Linked DNA regions of Homo sapiens: region 2 is linked to region 1. Evidence: read pairs that join two places in POLR2A ChIA-PET (ENCODE). Cell type or tissue: Panc1. All regions are shown on one strand. Links, peaks and the distances in the headings refer to the core of each region. The heading gives the core; the rest is flanking DNA.

The links. Peaks named below come from ENCODE experiments on the same cell type or tissue, not always from the same donor. Only the 100,000 strongest peaks of a DNase experiment are listed, where the experiment ranks them.
Region 2: POLR2A ChIA-PET joins it to region 1 with 19 read pairs; 2 of 35 experiments call an interaction of 5 or more read pairs at or near these places.

What each region holds. Positions count from the first base shown.
Region 1 is chr3:172,424,363-172,435,796 of GRCh38, reverse strand. It overlaps the pseudogene BZW1P1. Among named protein-coding and RNA genes, the nearest start is that of GHSR, 18 kb to the left of the region's middle. In Panc1, for the core only: a CTCF peak has its summit at 8,973; a DNase peak (open chromatin) is centred at 8,952; H3K27me3 peaks cover 367 bases.
Region 2 is chr3:172,647,737-172,659,170 of GRCh38, reverse strand. NCEH1 (neutral cholesterol ester hydrolase 1) reads left to right here. Exons shown (of 5, transcript NM_020792.6): 2 at 11,057-11,285. Among named protein-coding and RNA genes, the nearest start is that of NCEH1, 58 kb to the left of the region's middle. In Panc1, for the core only: no CTCF peak of the experiment used is centred there; no DNase peak of the experiment used is centred there; H3K27ac peaks cover 2,811 bases.

The sequences.
Region 1 (11,434 bases), core at 1,501-9,500:
CTTGAGGTCAGGAGTTCGAGACCAGCTTGGCCAACATAGTGAAAACTTGTCTCTACTAAAAGTACAAAAATTAGGCAGGCGTGGTGGTGGGCACCTGTAATCCCAGATACTCAGAAGGCTGAGGCAGGAGAATCACTTGAACCCGGGAGACAGAGGTTGCAGTGAGCCCAGATCGCGCCACTGCACTCCAGCCTGATGACAGAGCGAGACCCCGTCTCAAAAACAGCAACAACAGCAAAACCTTACAGATTATGTACATATGCAATAAGCGCAGGAAATAAAGGTTGAGTAGCTCTCCTCTAGAGGATAATCTAAACACTTTTGTTAAATGGTAACAACCTTGAATTTTGCTATAAATCTACTGAAGTTACTAATTATTTCAATAAAAACTATGTCCGGATATAACAATTTAACACATGGGACAGCAGAAGGCACATTTAAGTTTCAGTACGCAAAGCAGGTTTTTCCATTTAAATGAAACAATTGTTCTTTCAAATTAGTTGTACTCACTTTGGAGTCTATAGTTTCTCACACACGCACAAAAAGTTCATGACAGTTGTTATTGTTTTGGCTCCATTGTCAGAAGACAATCTTGGCACACAGTTGAATGAGGCCAATTTTATACCAATGCGATCACATGCTTTAAATAAAAGAATCAGCTAATCTCACTAATGGATTGAGTTTTTCATCCAATTAATGGAATTGAAATAAAGCTTTTGGAAATCCTTGTTTAGTGAAATATTTTGCATTATTGAGAATGTAACTGAAATTTTTCTTAAAAGATCTCCATTGATGTTAAATGTATTTATTTTGGGGCGACAATACAAATAAAATTTTGGAGGGACATAGTGTCATGATAAAAGCAATGTTCTTACTAAATTATGAATTCTATAAAGCAGACATCCAAGCATGGAATTGTGGTACCTGTATAACTCATAATTCACCCGAAGAAGTTGTGATATACTGTCAATAAAAAAAAAAGAATTGAGCCAGAATAATCCCAGCACTTTGGGAGGTCAAAGCAGGCTGATCACCTGAGGTCAGGAGTTCGAGACTAGCCTGACCAACATGGTGAAACCCCATCTCTACTAAAAATACAGAAATTAGCCAGGTGTTGTGGTGCACACCTGTAATCCCAGCTACTCAGTAGGCTGAGACAGGAGAATCGCTTGAACCCAGGAGGTGGAGGTTGCAGTGAGATGAGATCACGCCACTGCACACTCCAGCCTAGGCAACAGCAAGACTTTGTTAAAAGAAGAAGAAGATGAAGAAGAAGAAGAAGAATTGTCAAAATTCACAAAAATTACACAGCTATGGCTTGAGTTTGTCCCCACCAAAACTCAGGTTGAAATTTGATCCCCTATGTGGCAGTGTTGGGAGGTGAGGCCTAGTGGGAGGTGTTTGGGCCACGCGGTAGGATCCCTCATGAATGGCTTGATGCCATTCTTACTGTAGTGAATGAGTTCTTGCTGTAGTAAGACTGATATAGTTCGGCTCTGGGTCCCCACCCAAAACTCATCTTGTAGCTCCCATAATTCCCATGTGTGGTGGGAGGAACCTGGTGGGATATAACTGAATCATGGAGGCAGGTCTTTTTCATGCTATTCTTGTGATAGTGAATAAGTCTCACAAGATCTGATGGTTTTAAAAATGGGACTTTCCCTGCACAAACTCATTCTCTTTGCCTGCCACCATCCATGTAAGATGTGACTTGTTCCTCCTTGCCATCCACCATGATTGTGAGGGACCCCCAGCCACGTGGAACTAAAAGTCCATTAAAACCCCTTTGTCTTCCCAGTCTCGGGTATGTCTTTATCAGCAGTGTGAAAACAGATTAATAAGGTAAATTAGTACCAGTAGAGTGGGGCACCACTGAAAATATACCCAAAAATGTGGAAGTGACTTTGGAACTGGGTAACAGGCAGAGATTGGAACAGTTTTGAGGGCTCAGAAGAAGATAGGAAAGTGTGAGACAGTTTGGAATTTCCTAGAGATTTGTTGAATGGCTTTGCCAAAAATGCTGATAGTGATATGGACAATAGAGACCAGACTGAGGTGGTCTTAGATGGAAATGAGAAACTTGTTGGGAACTACAGCAAAAGTGACTCTTGTTACATTTTAGCAAAGAGACTGGCAGCATTTTGCCCCTGCCCTAGAGATCTGCGGGACTTTGAACTTCAGAGAGATGATTTTAGGGTATCTGGCAGAAGAAATCTCTAAGCAGCAAAGCATTCAAGAGGTGACTTGGGAGTTGTTAAAGGCATTCAGTTTTATAAGGGAAGCAGAGCATAAAAGTAAAAAATTTTTAGCCGGACAATGCAATAGAGAAGAAAATCCCATGTTCTGAGGAGAAATTCAAGCCAGCTGCAGAAATTTGCATAAGTAAAAAGGAACCAAATGTTAATCCCCAAGACAATGAGAAACATGTTTCCAGGGCATGTCAGAGGTCTTCACAACAGCCCCTCCCATGACAGGCCCAGAAGTTTAGGAGGAAAAAATTGTTTTGTGGGCCAGGCCCAGGGTCCCTCTGCTGTATGCAGTCTAGGAAGTTGGCGCCCTGCATCCCAGTTGCTCCAGCCATGACTAAAAGGGGCCAAGGTATAGCTCAGGCTGTTGCTTCAGAGTGTGGAAGCCTCAAGCCTTGGCAGCTTCCATGTGGTGTTGAGCCTGTGGGTGCACAGAAGTCAAGAATTAAGGTTTGGGAACCTCTGCCTAGATTTCAGAAGTTGTATGGAAATGCCTGGATGTCCAAGCAGAAGTTTGCTGCAGGGTGGGGCCCTCATGCAGAACCTCTGCTAGGGCAGTGCAGAAGGGAAATATGGGGTCAGAGCCCCCACACAGAGTCCCTACTAGGGCACTGTCTAGTGGAGCTGTGAGAAGAGGGCCACTGTCCTCTAGAACCCAGAATGGTAGATCTACTGATAGCTTGCACTGTGTGCCCAGAAAACCTGCAGACACTCAACACCAGCTCATGAAATCAGCCAGGAGGGAGGCTGTACCCAGCAAAGCCACAGGGGCAGAGCTTCCCAAGACCATGGGAACCCACCTCTTGCATCAGCATGACCTGGATGTGAGACATGGAATCAAAGGAGATCATGTGGGAGCTTTAAAATTTTACTGCCCTGCTGGATTTTGGACTTGCATGGGGCCCATAGCCCCTTTGTTTTGGTCAATCTCTCCCATTTGGAACACAGCTCTATTTACCCAAAGCCTGTACCCCCATTGTATCTAGGAAGTAACTAACTTGCTTTTGATTTTACAGGCTCATAGGTGCATAGGTGGAAGGCACTTGCCTTGTCTCAGATGAGACCTTGGACTGTGAACTTTTGAGTTAATGCTGAAATGAGTTAAGGCTTTGGGGGACTGTTGGGAAGACATGACTGGTTTTGAAATGTGAAGACATGAGATTTGAGAGGGGCCAGGGCAGAATGATACAGTTTGGCTCTGTGTCCCTTCCCAAATCTCATCTTGTAGCTCCTATAATTCCCACATGTTGTGGGGGGAACCTGATGGGATATAACTGAATCATGGGGGCAGGTCTTTCCCATGTTATTCTCGTGATAGTCAATAAGTCTCATGAGATCTGATGGTTTTAAAAACGGGGAGTTTTCCTCCACAAGCTCATTCTCTTTGCCTGCTGCCATCCATGACTTGCTCCTTCTTGCCTTCTGCCATGATTGTGAGGCCTCCCCAGCCATGTGGAACTGTAAGTCCATTAAAACCCCTTTGTCTTCCCAGTCTTGGGTATGTCCTAATCAGCAGCAGCATGAAAACGGACTAATACAAAGACTGAATTAGTTCTTGTAGGAATTGATTAGTCCCTGGGAGAGCAAGCAGACTGCCCCCTCAAGTCCTGTTTCTTTGCATGTGTCTGCTTCCTCTTTGGCCTTCGTCATCATGTTATGATGCAGCAATGAAAACCCTCACCAGAAGCCAGGGCTATGCCCTCGAACTTCCCAGACTGTATACCATAGCTAGACAGATTTCTTTCTTTATAAATTCTCCAGCCTCAAGTATTCACTTATGGCAACAGAAAATGTACCAAGACATACACAAGCACAGAGTAATGAAACAAAAAATAAAATGTTTCAGAATGGTAGTACTCACTTTCTTTTTGCTACTCATCACTAATCAGATTTCAAAAATGCTTGTTTATTAAAATAAGTACTTTGTAATTTCTTAGTGTCCTAAAATGGGATTGTAAGTGAGTTTTCTAATGTTATTGTCTTTTTCTTAAAAGCAGTTGAGGCTGGGCATGGTGGCTCACACCTGTAATCCCAGCACTTTGGGAGGCTGAGGCAGGGGGATCATGAGGCCAGGAGATCAAGACCATCCTGGCTAACATGGTGATACCCCATCTCTATGAAAAATACAAAAACAAAATTAGCTGGGCATGGTGGCAGGCGCCTGTAGTTCCAGCTACTTGGGAGGCTGAGGCAGGAGAATGGCATGAACCCAGGAGGCGGAGCTTGCAGTGAGCTGAGATCACTTCACTGCACTCCAGCCTGGGCAACAGAGTGAGACTCCGTCTCAAAAAAGAAAAAGAAAAAAAAAAAAGCAGTTGAAATCTTTTATCAGAGCAGTCAACAAATGGAGTACCATAAAACCCTTAAAACCCAAAACTTTTAGTATTTGAAGCTCTTAGAAATGTACAAACTTATGAAAAACAAAGCTTGCAACAGGAAAACATTAAAAATACATCTGTACAAACAAGGAGAAACTGAATGAATTACATTTGAAGACTCAAAATCTACACTGATTCAATTTTGAAATTCTATAATTGGTATTTAAGATATCTGAAAATTGGGTTGAAATTTTTGGTGGAATAAAGCTGAGAAGGCTTTTTTTTTTTTTTTTTTTTTTTTAATGGAGTCTCGCTCTGTAGCCCAGGCTGGAGTGTAGTGGCGTGATCTCGGCTCACTGCAAGCTCCACCTCCCGGGCTCATGCCATTCTCCTGCCTCAGCCTTCTAAGTAGCTTGGACTACAGGTGCCCACCACCACACCTGGCTGATTTTGTTTTTGCACTTTTAGTAGGGACGGGATTTCACCATGTTAGCCAGGATGGTCTCGATCTCCTGACCTTGTGATCCTCCCTCCTCAGCCTCCCAAAGTGTTGGGATTACAGGTGTGAGCCACCATGCTCAGCCGAAGGCCTATTATTTTCTAAGATCTAAATGTGGTAAAATATTCAAAAGAATCATAGATAACTTATTTGACAAGTTTTGTCTTATAAAAATATTTGTTAAATAAAAGTCTCTAAAAAGCGACAAAGTGACAGAATCTCTAAAAATATTTGAGCTGAAGTTAAACATTTCAATATTACAAAACAGAAAATAATATCCTCCTTTTCTCAGCATTTGTTCTGAGCCTACTAGAAAGAGTAATAAAAAGTGTTAAGAATTTCAAATTTATTAACTGTAAATATAGAAAATGGTTGCAAGTAATTTTACTAAAAATGAAGATTAAAGTGTATCAAAAAAGCATTCATCATAGAAATACCAGTGATACAGTATTGCAGATAGATATGGCCACATAAATGATTAAAGTACGTAAATACATGCCGAGAATAATTTTCTTATTTATATTATTTTTAAAAATTCAGAATATCAATATAAAGATATTTCTTTGTTTTGATTTCATGTAGCAGTGTTGTTAGGGGGAGGCCCTAAAGGAAGATTTTCCCAAAGGTCTTCCACAACACTGTTGTTATAAGGCAAAGATTTCCATTCAGTCTTGGGAGCCAAGAGCAAGAATTGGATATCAGATAAATGTCAATGTCACCTGAATTCTGTGTTTTCAATGGCTGTGTGACCCTTCTTTATTAGTGTCTTGCTTCCTCTATCTTTTCTATATCTGTAGCTCCAAAAGAGCTTCAAGATGTGTAGCACTGATAGGTAAAAAGAGAGGAGAGGGAGAGACTAACCATTTCCCTTGGAACCTGTAACATCTACATGGGGAACCAGTGCTGTGGCACAGGCAACCCTCCTGAAGGAAATAAACCTTGTTAAGATGCAGTTTCGTAAGGAAGACTGCTTTCCAGCTGGGCTCACTCTAAGCACTGGACCCTTGACTTGAAAGGAAGGGTCTGCAGTATTGGTCTTCTCAATTTCCAGGCTCTTTACCCCTTCTCCAGTTCAGCCACGCATGCCTAAGGTTTTACACTGATCCATTGTCACCAGGAACTTCTCCTCCTCTGAAATCTTGCACTTAAACATCCCATACTGTGACCACAATCTTCTGTCATTCCAGGGCTCTCAGCTGTTACTCCCTCCACACAGAATTTCTCACAGTTCTGGAGACTGGAAAGTCCAAGATCAAGGCCAATTTAATGTCTGGTGAGGGCTTGCTTTTTGGCTCATAGGTGGTGCCTTCTTGCTGTGTTCTCACATGGTGGAAGAGACAAGCTAACTCCCTGGGTTCTTTTAGGAGGACACTAATCCCAATCATGAGGACTTTGCCCTCAAGGCTTAATGACCTCCCAAAGGCTCCATCTCCTAATACCTTCTACTTGGGGGTTAGGACTTTAACACATAAATGGGGGTGGGCACAAACATTCGTATCACAGCAGCTCTGTTTCTTACTCTTCACAGAATCTATTCCAAACCTTCTCCATTTTCCACAAGCCACACCAGTCCCTCATCAGATATCCATACATGTTACTTCGAATAGGGAATAAGAAGCTGCTCATTGAGAATTCTCTTGCCTCATTGTCACCACATGGAAAAGGTCCTCTGGAGTCGCACACGCCCTTTGCTCCTCTGCTCATGTCACAGCAGGAGCAGTGTCTGTCCTCCCAAAGACATCCTCTCCATCAATGCACTGCTTCTTTTCTCCTCCCACCTCCTATGATTATCCCGTCTCCCCTGAAGCTTCATCCTTCCCCTCTCTGCTGGCATCTACCATCAGTGTTTAAGCCTGTTCAAGATTTCCTGTCATAAAAAGACTTTGCTTAATCCCTTCTATGGATTGAATTTTGACATCCCTCTGCTAAATTCATATGTTGAAACCTAAACCCTAATATGATGATATTCGGAGATGGGACCTTTGGCAGGTAACTAGGTTTAGATGAAGTCATGAGAGTGGGGTCCTCATAACGGGATTGCTGTCCTTAAAAGAAGAGGAAGAGACCAGAACTCACCCACCCTCCACCAAATGAGGACAAAGTGGGAAGGCAGCTGTCTGCAAGCCAGAAAGAGAGCACTCACCAGACGCCAACCATGCTGGCACCTGGAGCTGGGACTTCCAGCCTCCAGAACTGTGAGAAATGCGTATCACTTGTTTAAGCCACACAGTCTGTGGTATTTTGTGATGGCAGCCTGAGCTGGTTAAGACACTTCCACAGTGCCCTCCAGCTCCTATCCTATCTCTCTCCTCCCCTTTACAGCCAAACTGGTTGAAATATACAGTATCCACTTTCTCTCACTCCACTCATTATTAACTTACTGACATTGTACAATGAGAATAGCACTGAAAAAAAAAAGGTTTAAAAAGATCACACATGGCAGCACTATGCTGGGACCAAGTTGATTTGTCCAATGGGGAAAACTCATGTTGAACAAATAATTGCCCAATAATTATTTAACTGTAGGTGAGTTATGTGCTATGGTAGAGAAGCTCTAGGTAGATGCTGTGGGAGCCTCTTTTACATTTACCCAGGCTGGTCTGGGGCATGACACTGAGGAGGGCACCCCTGGGGTAGTGACATTTATACCATAATTTAAAGGATAAGTGGCAGCTGACCGGATTGCTGAAGGGAGGAGTACGATTCCAGGCATAAAGAACAGCGTGGGAAAGGTCTGAGTTAGGAAGGAACATGACATGTTTGAGGAGCTGAAGGAATGTCAGAGTGCTGGAGCCTAGAGGGCAAGAGAGAGGGTGGCCTAAGGTGGACACTGTTCTGGAGATAGGGCCTTGGAGGCTATGCCAGGGACAGACAACATGAGTATCCTAAAAGCAATGTACAGCCAACGAAGGGTTGTAGTGGGAGAGTGAGTGAAGGGGTAGCATTTGCATTTAAGGAAGACCAGTCTGTCTGCTGGTGGGGTTGCGTTGAAGGAGACAGGATGAATAATAGGAAACATCCCTTCAATAATAATTAAGGACTTCTCAAAGGGAGAAAAGACAAATAGTGCAGTATTGTTTCCACATATGGTATGATCAAAGGGTTGGTCCATGGAACCAATTCAGTCGCCTGTGCTTGCCTACACAAGGCCCTAGTATAAAAAGTGAAAAGTCCCGGCACTGCTTAAGACAAAGTATCAGAAAGAAAGATTTCTTGACCTCAGGGCTGTGAGTCTATCTTGTGTTGGCATCAATGAGACTCTGGTTCCTGGGCCATTCCTTTTCTATCTTCACCATGGCAGCCATCATGGGAATCAGCACGGCAGATGGTGGCGCACAGATTGAAATGGGGAAATGGAAGCATTTTCACTTTGTTTTCTGGGCCTTCATCAACCAGCAAGCGAATGTTAAGCCCTAAAGCCTTAACTGGTTTAAAACTCTCTATCATGAGCCTGAAAGATGTCTGAATGCCTTGTTTATTCACGGAGTTTGTTTTGTAGTGAGAGATGGTTAAGAGCATCCATCAGGCTAGACGGTGGTGTGAAAATCCATCCTCAGTTCTGGTTGCAGAGGAGACACCATGGCAGTTGCCACTACATTGGGGATTTCTGGCTCTTTCCTCATCACCTTAAATTCGGGTGTCTTTTATGAGTAATCAAAAGCAGCAAAAGCCAACGCTATCAGGCCCAGTATTTTAAAACCAGAAAAAGAGATGAAAAAGAGAGGTTTGACCCTACTCAGTTTCAGGACTACGTTATTCAAGGCTGAACTGAAACTGGTACTGATTTGGAAGCAGTAGCTAAGTTTCTTGATGCTTTTCTGGAACAAAACTTGATTACCGTCGATGTGCAGAAACACTCTTTGACATTCTGGTGGGTGGTGGAATGCTGGCCCCAGGTGGTACACTGGCAGATGACATCATGCGTACAGATGTCTGCGTGTTTGCAGCCCAAGAAGACCTAGAGACCATGCAAGCATTTGCTCAGGTTTTTAACAAGTTAATCAGGCACTACAAATACCTTGAGAAATGTTGTGAAGATGAAGTAAAAAGGCTGCTGGTGTTCTGAAAGGGTTTTTCAGACTCGGAGAGGAAAAAACTGGCTATGTTGACTGGTGTTCTTCTGGCTAATGGCATCCATTCTTAATAGCCTTTATAATGAGAATTTGGTTAAAGAAGGGGTTTCAACAGCTTTTGCTGGAAAGCTATTTAAATCATGTATAAATGAAAAAGATATCAATGCAGTAACTGCAAGGAAAGTCAGCATGGATAACAGCCTGATGGAACTTTTTCCTGCCAATAAGCAAAGCGTTCAACACTTCACGAAGTATTTTACTGAGGCAGGCCTGAAAGAGCTTTCAGAATATGTTCGGAATCAGCAAACCATCAGAGCTTGTAAGGAGCTGCAGAAAGAACTTCAAGAACAGATGTCCCGTGGGGATCCATTTAAGGTTATAATTTTATATGTCAAGGAGGAGATGAAAAAAAACAACATCCCAGAACCAGTTGTCATCGAAATAGTCTGGTCAAATGTAATGAGCGCTGTGGAATGGAACAAAAGAGAGGAGATTGTAGCAGAGCAAGCCATCAAACACTTGAAGCAACACAGCCCTCTACTTGCTGCCTTTACTACTCAAAGTCAGTCTGAGCTGACCCTGTTACTGAAGATTCAGGAGTATTGCTATGACAACATTCATTTCATGAAAGCCTTCCGGAAAATAGTGGTGCTTTTTATAAAGCTGTAGTCCTGAGCAAAGAGCCCATTTTGAAGTGGTATAAAGGTACACATGTTGCAAAGGGGAAGAGTGTTTTCCTTGAGCAAATGAAAAAGTTTGGAGAGTGGCTCAAAAATGCTGAAGAAGAATCTGAATCTGAAGCTGAAGAAGGTGACTGAATTTTGAAACTACACCCTCAGTAAAGCAAACAGGAGTTGTAGATAAAATGTCCTGTCTCATGTGTCCTGGTTCTTACATCTTCCTACCTCCCTGTATCAAGCATGATATAAGGGCTTTCATGGCAAATTTTATTTTAACTGTTTCTATGGTTGCTGGAAATGTTGGGTTTAGTTTCTAAAACCATGTTTTAAGTAGCTACAGGAGATATAGATTTGAATCTAATGTTGCATTAGTCTTTTCAGTTATCTTCTACCGCCTGTATTTTCTACTGTAATAATTTAAGACCTTCCACAATGAACAGTTCACTTTATTCCCTGGGTTTTCTATAAACAGTTTTCAAGATATGATTTAGTTAAAAAATAATTTATTATAAAAATTCTGTTTGCAAATTAAACTGTAAAAGTGTCCAAAGTCTCAAAGGCAATGATTTGCGTGATAATATGGCATGCCCAGGGCCCTACTCATCAATGAAAAACCCATATGTAATAATTGAATTCGTTTAACATGAATCTTGAGTATGTGGACCATTGCTTGCCATTAACTTTTTTTGTTTGTTTGTTTGTTTTAACTCCAGTTGTCCTAAAGCTCAATTGTTTGCTCTCTGGGTTTTATCCTTAGAGAAGCCATGGAGAACAGACTTGAAAAGTTTAGGAAATCAAAATGTGGCAGAGGTGGCGGGAAGAAGAAAGATGAGATTTTCCCCTTGAGAAACTTCTGCATTTAGTTTGTATCTTTCCAGGCAAAACAAATGGGTATTTTTTTTATACAACCATTTTCAAATGAACCTTAGAAAAGTCTTATCATTTAAGGTATTTTATGCACAGAATACCCTTAGATTGATAGGAAAAGACTCATAAAGGAGTTTGAGTAAAGAAAATGACTGATGTACTAAACCCAGTAAAAATTGTTGACAATGTTAAAGGTCAGCTTGTTCTAATTGAGAATCTAGATATAGCTTAGATTTCCTATTGGCTTAGAGCATTTGCTATAACAAATGAAGTGCAATGACAATTATATATTCCTACTTGGTCATACTGGACTGGCTTCATTCTCTTAACATATTCTGTAATGACTGAAGCCTTTGGCTATTAACATACCCTAGTTGCCATTTTTAATTGCCATGAGCCAAATATTTCTTGTATACAATTGATCCATTTATTTTCATGGTTGCCTTTTTATTTTCAGCTTTTCTTGCTGCTACCCATCTGTGTATGTAGTCATTGGTGGTGGGGGGAGGGGGGAAATGTAGCCACACTTTTTATAGAAAGACTTTGTGTTAAAAGTGAACATTTTGAAGGTTTTTAACTGGTGAAAGAAACTAGCCTGGGATAATGCCACCAGAGACTGAGTGGAAATCGCCCCTTTTGAAGGTGCCATTCTTATGAGCCAAAAGTTTGTCATTTAAAAGTTCATTTTGAAGGAATAACATGTCATATAATTTGAAATAAAGGTATAGTAACCTTAAAAAGAATACTATAA
Region 2 (11,434 bases), core at 1,929-9,928, 220 kb before region 1:
CCACCACCCTGACCAAACTCCTACACTCATGAATGGCAATAGAGGGTGATGGTTGAGGGTTTTGGAGCCAGAATGCTTGGGTTCAAATCCAGTTCACCATTTACTGCCTGAGTGACCTTGGGTGATTCACTGACCCCCCGTGGTCTGAGATTCCTTGACAATGAGAACAGTGACTAGCAGAGAGCAAACGTCAGCACACGTGAGCTACTGCCCTTGACATATCCTGTAGACTATAGGAGGATTTTGGAGCTAAGCCAGTATTTTGGCAATATGGAAACTACTTGTTTTCTGTGTTGATAGTAAAAAAAAAAAAAAAAAAAAAAAAAAAAAGTTTTGGAATTGGAAAGAGACAACCTTATCCTTTTTGCCCTTCCTGAGACTGAACTGCAGCCCTAGAGGTTTTCTGGGAGGAAAAAAACCAAATGTTTTAGGGTGACAGGGTTAGAGTGTTAAATCCGTCTGTGAGCTCTTTTATTTCTCTGAGCTAGATTTTGTTATGTAGTGGCAGTAAGGTTCTCCTTAGGTTTGCTTTGTAGCTTGTCATGAAATTCCTGGATATTTGAGGAAACAATTGGAAATTTTATAATTGTGCAATCTAATGAGAGAACCCTACTATTGCCTACTTATTTTGTGCTTTACAGGTTGGCTTAATAATTCCGTCCAATACTTTGCTATGTGTAGAGGGTGCCACTGTGCTCCACATAGAACCCTTTAGGTCCATGCATGCCCTCATGTGGGACAAAAGGTTTCCTCTACAAAAATAATTCTGAGTAAAAGAAATAAGGGAAGAAGGACAGGTACAGGAAAAATCCCTAGCCAGATGGCGATCCACCAAAGGTCTGGAACCTGAGCAGGTGCCCATTTTTATGGTTATTTCTTATGCGCTAAACAAGGGTAGATTATTCATGCCTCCCCTTTTAGATTATACAGGGTAACTTCCTGATGTTGCGGTGGCATTTGTAAACTGTCATGGTGCTGGTGGGAGTGTAGCAGTGAGGACCACCAGAGGTCACTCTCATTGCCATCTTGGTTTTGATGGGTTTTATCCGGCTACTTTACTGCAACCTGTTTTATCAGCAAGGTCTCTATGACCTGTGTTTTGTGCTGACCTCCTGTCTCATCCTGTGACTTAGAATGCCTTAACCATCTGAGAATGCAGCCCAGTAGGTCTCAGCCTCATTTTACCCAGCCCCTATTCAAGACAGAGATGCTCTGGGTCACATACCTCTGACAAACTGACTTGCAAAATTCCTGTAGATTTATCATTTGGTTTGTGAGACCCAGCAAGAGCTGGTTTCAGCATACCAGTGAAGGGCATTGCCAAAGAGAATGGCAGGTTAAAAAAATGAAAAATGTTAGGCAAGTTATGCTTGACTGCAAGGGGTAGGGTGGTGAGAAATGAGGTTCCAATGTAGAGTGGGACCAGACTGGAATGCCAACTTTAGATTTTTCTTTTTTTCCTGTAAGAAACAGGAAGTCAGCAGAAGTTTTTAAGCAGGCAGGTAATGTGATCAGCCTTTCAGGGTAGAAACTCTGACAGCAGTATGCAGCAAGTTATAGAGAAAGACTGTTATCTAGAATTCAAGTTAGCAGGCAAGTGCAGAAAATAATGAGCATCTTAGCCAAGGCAGCAACGAGAGCGGGGGTGGAGCTGGGGTAGAACTTGGTCAGAAAACGTTGGCAGGTGGAGTTAATAGGGTTTGATGAGGTGATTGGAAATCATGTGAGAGAAGAAGCTGAGGACAATAGTAAGGTTTCTAGCTTAGAAGTTAGACTTATGGTTAGATAATTGAGAATTTGTGTCGTTAATTGCTCTAGGGGTGGAGAAGGGAGAGTAGGCCATATTAATTTTGAGGAGCTTGTAGGCTAGATCCTGGAGATGTTTGGAAATATGTATGGAAGCTTGAGAAAGATAGATCAAGGACTAGAAATCAGTATATGAATACAGGTCATAGGCTTTGAATTTAGTAGGCTGCTGGTAAATACTTCCTATTTGCCATGATAGTACATTGGCTTGCTCAAGGAAAGAAGGAATTGTGAAGTCGAATGAAATAAAAAATGGAACTTTTGAGAACATCATCATTTAAAGGGCCAGTGGTCAGGAGTGTAAGAACCAATCAATAAAAGACAAAAAGAAAATAAAAATGGGGGGAGTGGGGGATGAACTGTTAGTGTGGCAAGAAAAACAAGAAACTGGAGAAGAGGGAAGAAAGTTTCAAGAAAGCACAAGTTGTCAAATGTCTGCAGTGAGGCCAAGTGGGTCATTGGCATCGGCATTGGCATTGGGGTCAGGGGTTCATTGGTGAGCCTAATGGATAGTTTCATCAGACATATGGGGCTGAAGCCAGATTGCAATGGGTTACCTTCAAAGAGGGCAGTCTTTGAAAAGTCACTGTCTTTTTTTTTGGCCGGAGTCTCACTCTGTTGCCAGGCTGGAGTGCAGTGGTGCAATATTGGCTCACTGCAAGTCTCTGCCTCCCGGTGTCAAGCAATTCTCCTGCGTCAGCCTCCCGAGTAGCTGGGATTACAGGCGCGCATCACCACGCCAGGCTAATTTTTGTATTTTTTAGTACAGACAGGGTTTCACCATGTTGGCCAGGATGATCTTGATCTCCTGACCTCATGATGCACCTGCCTCGGCCTCCCAAAGTGCTGGGATTACAGGCCTGAGCCACTGCGCCCAGCCAAAAAGTCACTATCTTCTTTAGGACAAAGACAGAACTGACATCCACAGAAATCAAATTCTATTTAGAGATATATCTTCTCACTTTGCCTCCTTGCCGTCTATAAATTACCTGTTATGAATTCTCCCTTCCATCTGCTTTCCAGATCCTATGTCCTCCTTCCTCTAGGATCTCAATTCACTCAATTCCTTTTACTTCTGTAACTTTGTCTCTCTCTTGACAAGCTCTTTCCCAAGAAGCACGTTCAAGTCTCTCCCAACTGTTCTAGTGCCTTCCTTATGTCTACAAACAGTGAACGTAATCTGCCTGCATTTACTCTCTCTCTTTCTTCAACTCCTGCTCACTTTGCAACCCATTACAATATGATTTTCAGCCCCATATCTTGGATGAAACTGTCCTTAATAGGTTCACCAGTGAACCCATAGCCAACACCAATGATCTACTTGGCCTCTCTGCAGACATTTGACAACCTGCCTTCTTGAAATCTCTTCCCCCTTAATATCTCCAGTTTCTTGTTTCTGTTGCCACACTAACGATTTGTCCCTTTTCTCTCTTTTTCTCACTCCCTCTCTTGTTCTTTTTTGTCTTTTATTGATTGGTTTTTCCTGTCCTGCTCACCAGCTCTTTAAGTGAGGGTGTTTCTGAAGCTTCCATTTTTTAATTTTATTCAACTTTACCTGAGCAAATTAACTTTCCCTCTCTGGTGGAATTTACCATGTGGCCTAAATCCTCCCAGAAATGGTGCTCAGCGCTGTGCTTTGATCAGAGTTGGGTTGGAGTAGAGATCCAGGCCTCAGCAAGTGAAGATATGTTTTTGACCTTGTATTCTAGTTGAGAATAGGAAAGCGGACTTTGATACCTTGTGGGTTCTCTTTCTGTTCTTACTAGGTCAGGGCGGTGGGCAGAGGACTAAAGCGTGAACACCGCCCTGTGACCAGAAACATCTGTTTGCCTTTCCCCAACTCTCTCTCCTTCTCCAGCCTTCTGATCATGTATCAAAGGGGAAGCAGGAGGCTAGGGAAGAACCAGTAGCATACTGATACTCCATACACATAAATAACTTAGCATCTGGTCAAGTTTCAACATGAACCAACTACCTGGGTACAGAGCCAGTGCGCCACCAGATTTTACTGTCCGGTTCCACTGAGGCGTAATGAGTACCCTTATTCCCCTTCCATCTCCTTAGGTGGAATTCTTCCCCTAGATCCTGGAATGGTTATGGAGGCAAGTTTTAAGACCTCTAGAACTGTTCTAGATTACTTCAGCTAGCCAAGACAGGGTAATTTGCAGCTCACAGGGCCCTTAACACAATTCTGTGTGTTCCTGGATTTCCCAGCTACTTCTAAAGAGGTTTCAGGAAACTTTGTTACTTTCAGGTTACTTGAGTGAATCTGAATCTTTACTTCATTAAAACTCAATTCACCTCAGCTGGTACTGCGTCCAGGCAGTCTCTTTGGACAGCCTCTGTCTTTTCTCTCCTAGGCTTGGTTCCATACCTCTACTTTAAGGTCCATCTCTTAATTGAACATTAAACATTAATATTTTAATTAAATTCTCATATTTTCATGCAGATAAATAAATGTTCCATGAGATTATAGATTTTTTCTTATAATAGACACAATTAGAGCAAAATATAAAGAGAATTAAAAAGCTGATGGACTGAATGAAGTGACCGTAGTGGAAAAATTGGAGAGTCACTGACATAGAATACAAACCTTTGAATGTGAAGAACGAATCAGGTAGTGAGTTAGAATCGATGCTTTAAGTGTTAATGTTGCTGGTTCATGTTGAAACTTGACCAGATGCGAAGTCATTGATGTGTATGGGTTATCAGTGTGCTGCTGGTTCTTCCCCAGCTGCCTCCTTCCCCTTCAATATGACCATACAAATAAGCTTTTTAAAGATCACTGTTGTACATCTTTTTTAACCTGCAACAATTTCAGGACTTGATAATCCATGTGGAACTAATAACAAATGTGCATAATAGGAAAAACGATAGTCTCAGCTTCCCTAGAAACATTGGAATATCTGTCGCTGGGCTCACTTTTTTACGCAATGATCTTCTGGAGCAGAGGTGTAATATCAGTGATAACTGACTCATAAAGGGCTTCTTATGTGACAGGCACTGTTCTAGGTGCCTTAGTTTTCAGTCTTCACAACAATCTTTTGAGGTCATGTGTATAATTACTTCCATTTTGTGGATGGGAGATTGAGGTACAGAGAGGTTTGGTCATTTGCCCAGGGGCCCAGTGCTGGTAAGTGAGGGAGCTGGGATTTTAGCCCAGGTGCTCTGGCTCTGGATTATATGCTGCAGACTTCTGTGCTGCGCATGCCTCCTTTAGATTGAGCCTGTTATTGCCATGCTCCTCTTGCCTCCATTTTGCTTGTATACCTTACCTACCCATAGGTGTTTTGAGTTAAAACACTTTCCAGGCCGGGCACGGTGGCTCACGCCTGTAATCCCAGCACTTTGGGAGGCCAAGGCGGGAGGATCATGAGGTCAGGAGATCGAGACCATCCTAGCCAGCACAGTGAAACCTTGTCTTTACTAAAAATACAAAAATTAGCTGGGCGTGGTGGCATGTGCCTGTAATCCCAGCTACTCAGGAGACTGAGGCAGGAAAATCGCTTGAACCAGGGAGTCGGAGGTTGCAGTGAGCCAAGATCGCGCCATTGCACTCCAGCCTGGCAACAAAGGGAGACTCTGTCTCAAAAAAAAAAAAAAACAAAAAAACAAAAAAACAAAAAAAACAGAACAACAACAACAACAAAAACAAACCACTTTCCAATACTTGCACCTTAGTTCCAGCCCTTTTCCTTGTTAGCCATACCTATGATGGGACATCATCTAAGATGTAATTGAGGGCCAGACACCTTACTGGATTTCATCCCCAGACAGAGGTAATTCCTTTCTTCTCTGAGCTTGTGCAACCCTTTATCTAGGCCTTTCTTACCACTTACTGCTTAGCTAACTAACATCAGCTATTCATTTGCAAGCCTTGGTTCTCCTCTATTACTCTAAGTTTCAGATGATTCTCTTTCTCCCCTACAAAGTTCTCTGCCCATAGGGTATACTTCATAATTTCTATGTTGACTTAGTCAACAGAGACCAACCCCATATATAAACATAACTAATTTATATATTCATAAACAGAGCACAGTTTCTGCTTGGTTTCCTTTGATTCTTGTTTGTCCTTTGATCTTCAGCCATCAGACCTGGGTAGGGAGCCAGTGCCCCACCGGATTTCTTTGTCTGGTTCCACTGGGGCGTAATGAGTACCCTTTATCCCCTTCCATCTCATTAGGCAGAATTCTTCCCCTAGATCCTGGAATGGTTATGGAGGCAAGTTTTAAGACCTCTAGCACTGCCCTAGCTTACTTTAGCCAAGATGGAGTAATTTACAGCCCATTAGGCCCTTAAAATTTGGCTTGCTTCTGTGTTCTCCTGGAGTTTCCCAGCTCCTTCTAAAGAGGTTTCAGGAGGCTGGGTGCAGTAGCTAACATCTGTAATCCCAACACTTTGGGAGGCCAAGACGGGTGGATCACTTCAGGTCAGGAGTTCAAGACCAGCCTGGGCAACATAGTGAAACCCTGTATCTACTAAAAAAAAAAAAAATACAAAAATTAGCCAGGTGTGGTGGTAGGCATCTGTAATCCCAGCTATTTGGGAGGCTAAGGCAGGAGAATCGCTTCAACCAGGGAGGCAAAGGTTGTAGTGAGCCAAGATCATGCCACTGCTTTCCAGTATGGGCAACAGAGTGAGACTCTGTCTAAAAAAAAGAAATAGAGGTTTCAGGAAACTTTATTACTTCCAGAATGTTACTTGTGTGACTCTGAATCTGATTTCATAAGCTCAGGGAAATATAACTTGATCTATATTTTAAGCCTTCATCCTTTAGGTAGGAAACTTATTCCCAGTGAGTTTAGGAATTCCCACTCATCACTGTTTGCTTTTAGGTTTTGGAGGATCTTATACAGTGCTGAGGCATTGTGGTTTGGGGAAGCCATGTGGGTATCACTCATCCTCAGCCCACATCACTGTTCCACCCGATCCTTGGTGTTTGATCCTTACAGTTTGTCCTGAGATATCCTTTGTTCTTATCTGTAAGACAGTAGATCTTTCAAATCCATTAGCACACATTTCTATTCCTGTTGAACTCTTGGGTACATATAATGGGCTGTGGAGAAAAGACAGATTGTCTTAGGTCCATCTGCAAGACATTCATGCAGACCCTGCTACATTTATGCTTTCACTGGGCACACAGAATCATTCTGTTTTTCCCTCACCAGCTGGAGCCTGGGGCTCTAAGGCCATTTGAGGCATTATCTTTCTAGACATACCTTGCATCTACTCTTCCCTAAGGTCTTGCCTCTTTCCAGGGTTCTGTCTGGGTATGAGGCACAGGGTCAGCTGCTTCAGATTCCACAGACCTATCTGGGAGTTTTTGTACCCCAGGGTTCTTTTTTCATTGGCTCCCAGATATTTATCTATACAGCCCTCATTTCCTCTGCAACACTTTCTCTTCCCCTCTTCTACCATCTAGCCTGGGAAATCACTTTCTATTCTAGGAGACTTCTTATTCGTCATGTAATCTTCTAAATCAATGCCTATTTTTTAAAAGATTCTCGGCCGGGCGCGGTGGCTCATGCCTGTAATCCCAGCATTTTGGGAGGCGGAGGTGGGTGGATCACTTGAGGCCAGGAGTTCGAAAACAGCCTTGCCAATGTGGCAAAACCCTGTCTCTACTAAAACTACAAAATGTAGCCAGGAGTGGTGGTGCATGCCTGTAATCTCAGCTACTTGGGAGGCTAAGGCACGAGAATAGCTTGAATCTGGGAGGCGGAGGTTTCAGTGAGCCGAGATCACACCACTGCATTCCAGCCTGGGTAACAGAGCGAGACTCTACCTCAAAAAAAAAAAAAGATTCTCCAAAAGATACAGGCTTTTAAAAATCCAAAGGAAGGAAGGAACTCCCGTTTCTTTGCTTTTTTTTCTCATAGCCCTTCAAAGAAGTAACAACTATAGAAAGGTGTGGCTACTGAATTTATTTTCTGGGCAGTATGGTAGGAGGAGAGTAATGTGAAGAGCTAAGGGAAAGATATTTGAGTAAAAAAAAAGTTAGGTAATATTCATGAGTTTGTCATTGATATCATATAGACATGCAAATGTTATCGCATACTGGATAGGGCTCAGAGCAGCTTCCAGGACCCACACTGATTTACACCAGCATTTCTAGGCAATTCTGTAAGTCCTGCAGCCCCTCAAGGTTTTAGAAATCCAGCTTCTGTACTGGCTCCTTAATGTCTAAGCTTCTGTTCTCTTCTCTCTGTAAGCAAGATAATAGTACCTACCTCACAGAATAGTAGCCAGAATTCAGCAACCTACCCTAGCACTCACTGTAGGCACTCAGGCAGTGATAGCTATTATTTATAATAGTACCAAGAAAAGTAATTAACAACAGGTTACTGTTCATATCAATTTTCAAGTTTTCAAACAGTCTTGATATTGGCTCTAGTATAACTCTAATTTATCAATACAATTGTGAACATTAGCACAGTTTTTCTTGTAGCAGTTCTCTAAATTCTTTTTCTACTCATCTACCTACCCTTTCATATTCCTGTCTTTTACCCTGCATAAACAAATTGTCCCTTTTTTTTTTTTTTTTTTTTTTTTCGAGGCAGAGTCTCGCTCTGTCATCCAGGCTGGATTGCAGTGGCACAGTCTCGGCTGACTGCAACATCTGCCTCCCGGGTTCAAGCGATTCGCTTACCTCAGCCTCCTGAGTAGCTGGGATTACAGGCATGTGCCACCATGCCTGGCTATTTTTTTTTTTTTTTGAGACGGAGTCTCACTCTGTCGCCCAGGCTGGAGTGCAGTGGCGTAGTCTCAGCTCACTGCAAGCTCTGCCTCCAGGGTTCATGCCATTCTCCTGCCTCAGCCTCCCAAGTAGCTGGGACTACAGGCGCCCGCCACCATGCCCGGCTGATTTTTTTTTTTTGTATTTTTAGTAGAGACAGGGTTTCACCATGTTAGCCAGGATGGTCTCGATCTCCTGACCTCATGATCCGCCCATCTTGGCCTCCCAAAGTGCTGGGATTACAGGCGTGAGCCACCGCACCCGGTCCCAGCTAATTTTTATATTTTTAGTAGAGATGGGGTCTCACCATGTTGGCCAGGCTGGTCTCTAGCTCCTGACCTCAGATGATCTGCCTGCCTTGGCCTCCCAAAGTGCTGAGATTATAGGCATGAGCCACTGCACTCAGCCAAATTGTCCCTTTTCTAATCAGCACTTCTACCCCCACACCACTGTGTTGCTATTGTAAACAATGCAGATGGTTGTTCAAGTATTCTGTGAATGCAAGCGAAACATAAGCTAACATGGAGAGATGTTTCTGGAAAGGTGTGAACAAATTGAGTCAAACCCGCATGTACTCAGAGCATGCATTACATAAAGGAAACTCGAGGTGGGCTCTCTTATAAAATGTACAGTCTTCTCATATCTGTCATATAAAGACAATTCACTTGTTTTACAGCTTCATATAGTTAAAGAAACTCATGTAATTTGTCTCAAGTGTTTAAGAAAGTCTTCATTTAATTAAAAAGAAAAGTACAGTTCATAATATAACAGAGCCAGGTCTGCCATTTCTTTGTTCATATTTCATCGTTTCGTGCCAGTCAAACTACCTGTCCTGTGACAAGTGGAATGGAGCTTGCATGTTCCCTATTAATTGATAATGGTGTTAACAAGGGTTTATTATATCTACTCTAGAAACTTTGGAAATACAGTGATTCTTAGCTATTCCCTGGCAGATCTCAATATTCTCTAAATTAGACTAACATTTTACCACAAAACTCGAATGGTAATTGCCTTCTTCCAATTTACCAAAGAACTTAAGTTGATAGTTAGAATCCTCTGTGCAGTACATGTGTGAACACATATGTGCATGTACACATGCATAAATTAGTATCAAAGACATGAACAGTTTCAACTTGTTCAGTAAATTGGGCAGTTGATGTCAGGGCACATGTAGAAGTTGAATTTTCTTAATATTCATTTGCTCTGCTGCTGCTTATACTTGCCAGCGAATAATATTAAAGGAATTCCTAAAATAGCTGTTCATTGTTTGATTAACTGCCTCTTGTTCTTGTTTTTCATTAACATTTGCTAATGCTGTTATAATATAGTGCTTTCTAACTCTTTTCATGACAGGACAGGACATATATATATGTGTGTGTGTATATATATATATGTATGTATATATAAAATATACACACACAGTTATAATGTTTATATGGGACACTGGGGTAAAGGGCTCAGGAATTTGCCCAGAGGCTGAGGCGATGAGCACACACGGACCCTCTTCAAGGTGTACCGTCGTACGCTGTGCACAGCCTGAGAAGCTGTAAGGTGCCACATCGCAGACATCATATAGTCCTGATTTCTGCTAGCAACATTGTTTCCGTGATCTTATGATCATTAATCACCAGTGTTCTGTTTCATCATCTACAAAAGAGCACTGTTACTCTCCAGCTGTTCCCCTTCCTGATGAACTTGCGAAAGTGGAGAGAAGGATATAAACTCAGAAGTGTCTTTGCTTGGTGGGTAAATTAGGTCTCCTTGCTATGTTCCTTCTGCAACCAAATAACTTTCTGCGAACACTTAATGCAGAGCTTGATACCCTGAGGGTTCAGAAGGGAAGAGACCATCAGGCAGTATGGTCTTTGCCTCATTTCTAAAAAGCTTCTGGTTATATCTGAGCTGAGCTGCTTCTAAATGCCAGGGCCTCCCTTGACAATGTTTCTTTTTTCTCACACGCTCCTTTCAAAAGGACAAGACACATTTAAAGATACAATTAAATATATTGAAGTTACAAAGCAATTTAAAGAAATTAAGCAATAAGACACACCCAAATATATGTTACAAAGGAATTTAAAGAAATTAAAGTAAATAGAACATTTTCCTCTTTTATTTGCATTGAAATAAAGTATTATTTCTTTACTCCTAGTATGTTATTGGAACTGTGATATACTTATTTAGAAAAAAAAGGTACTGAATCCTGGAATTCAAACCTAATCTTAGGTTTGAGTCCCAGAACTACCACTTATCCAATGAAATGAACAAGCATAGTTATTGTTTAAGCCTTCTCAATAAAATGGGACTGATGATACCTGAGGAGATCTCATGTATGAAAATATTTTGTCCAAAAGCAAAAGGTAAATACAATTGGTTTTTGTATTAAAAGGGCTCAATGAGCCCTCCAGTCCAGTGGCAGCTGCTTGTAGGAATTCAGACACTCAGTTGGTGAGGGCAGCTCTGGTGATGCCAAGTTGACGTGCGCCCTCCCTCTTTATTTCCTCCCTCGCCCTGCAGAGTAACCTGATCCACTACCTGGGACTGAGCCATCACCTGCTGGCACTGAATTTTATCATTGTTTCTTTTGGCAAAAAAAGCGCGTGGTCTTCTGCCCAAGTGAAGGTGACCGACACAGACTTTGATGGTGTGGAAGTCAGAGTGTTTGAAGGCCCTCCGAAGCCCGAAGAGCCACTGAAACGCAGCGTCGTTTATATCCACGGAGGAGGCTGGGCCTTGGCAAGTGCAAGTGCGTCCTGGTCACCTTCAGATGGTTTGTTGTTGTGGTTGGCCTTGGGGGAGATGCGTAACTGAGTTTGGCTTTCTTAGTGGGAAAGAAGGGGACCATTTATCTAGGTTCCCCTGGATGGTCCCAGTTACCCCTGTTGTCCCAGCAAA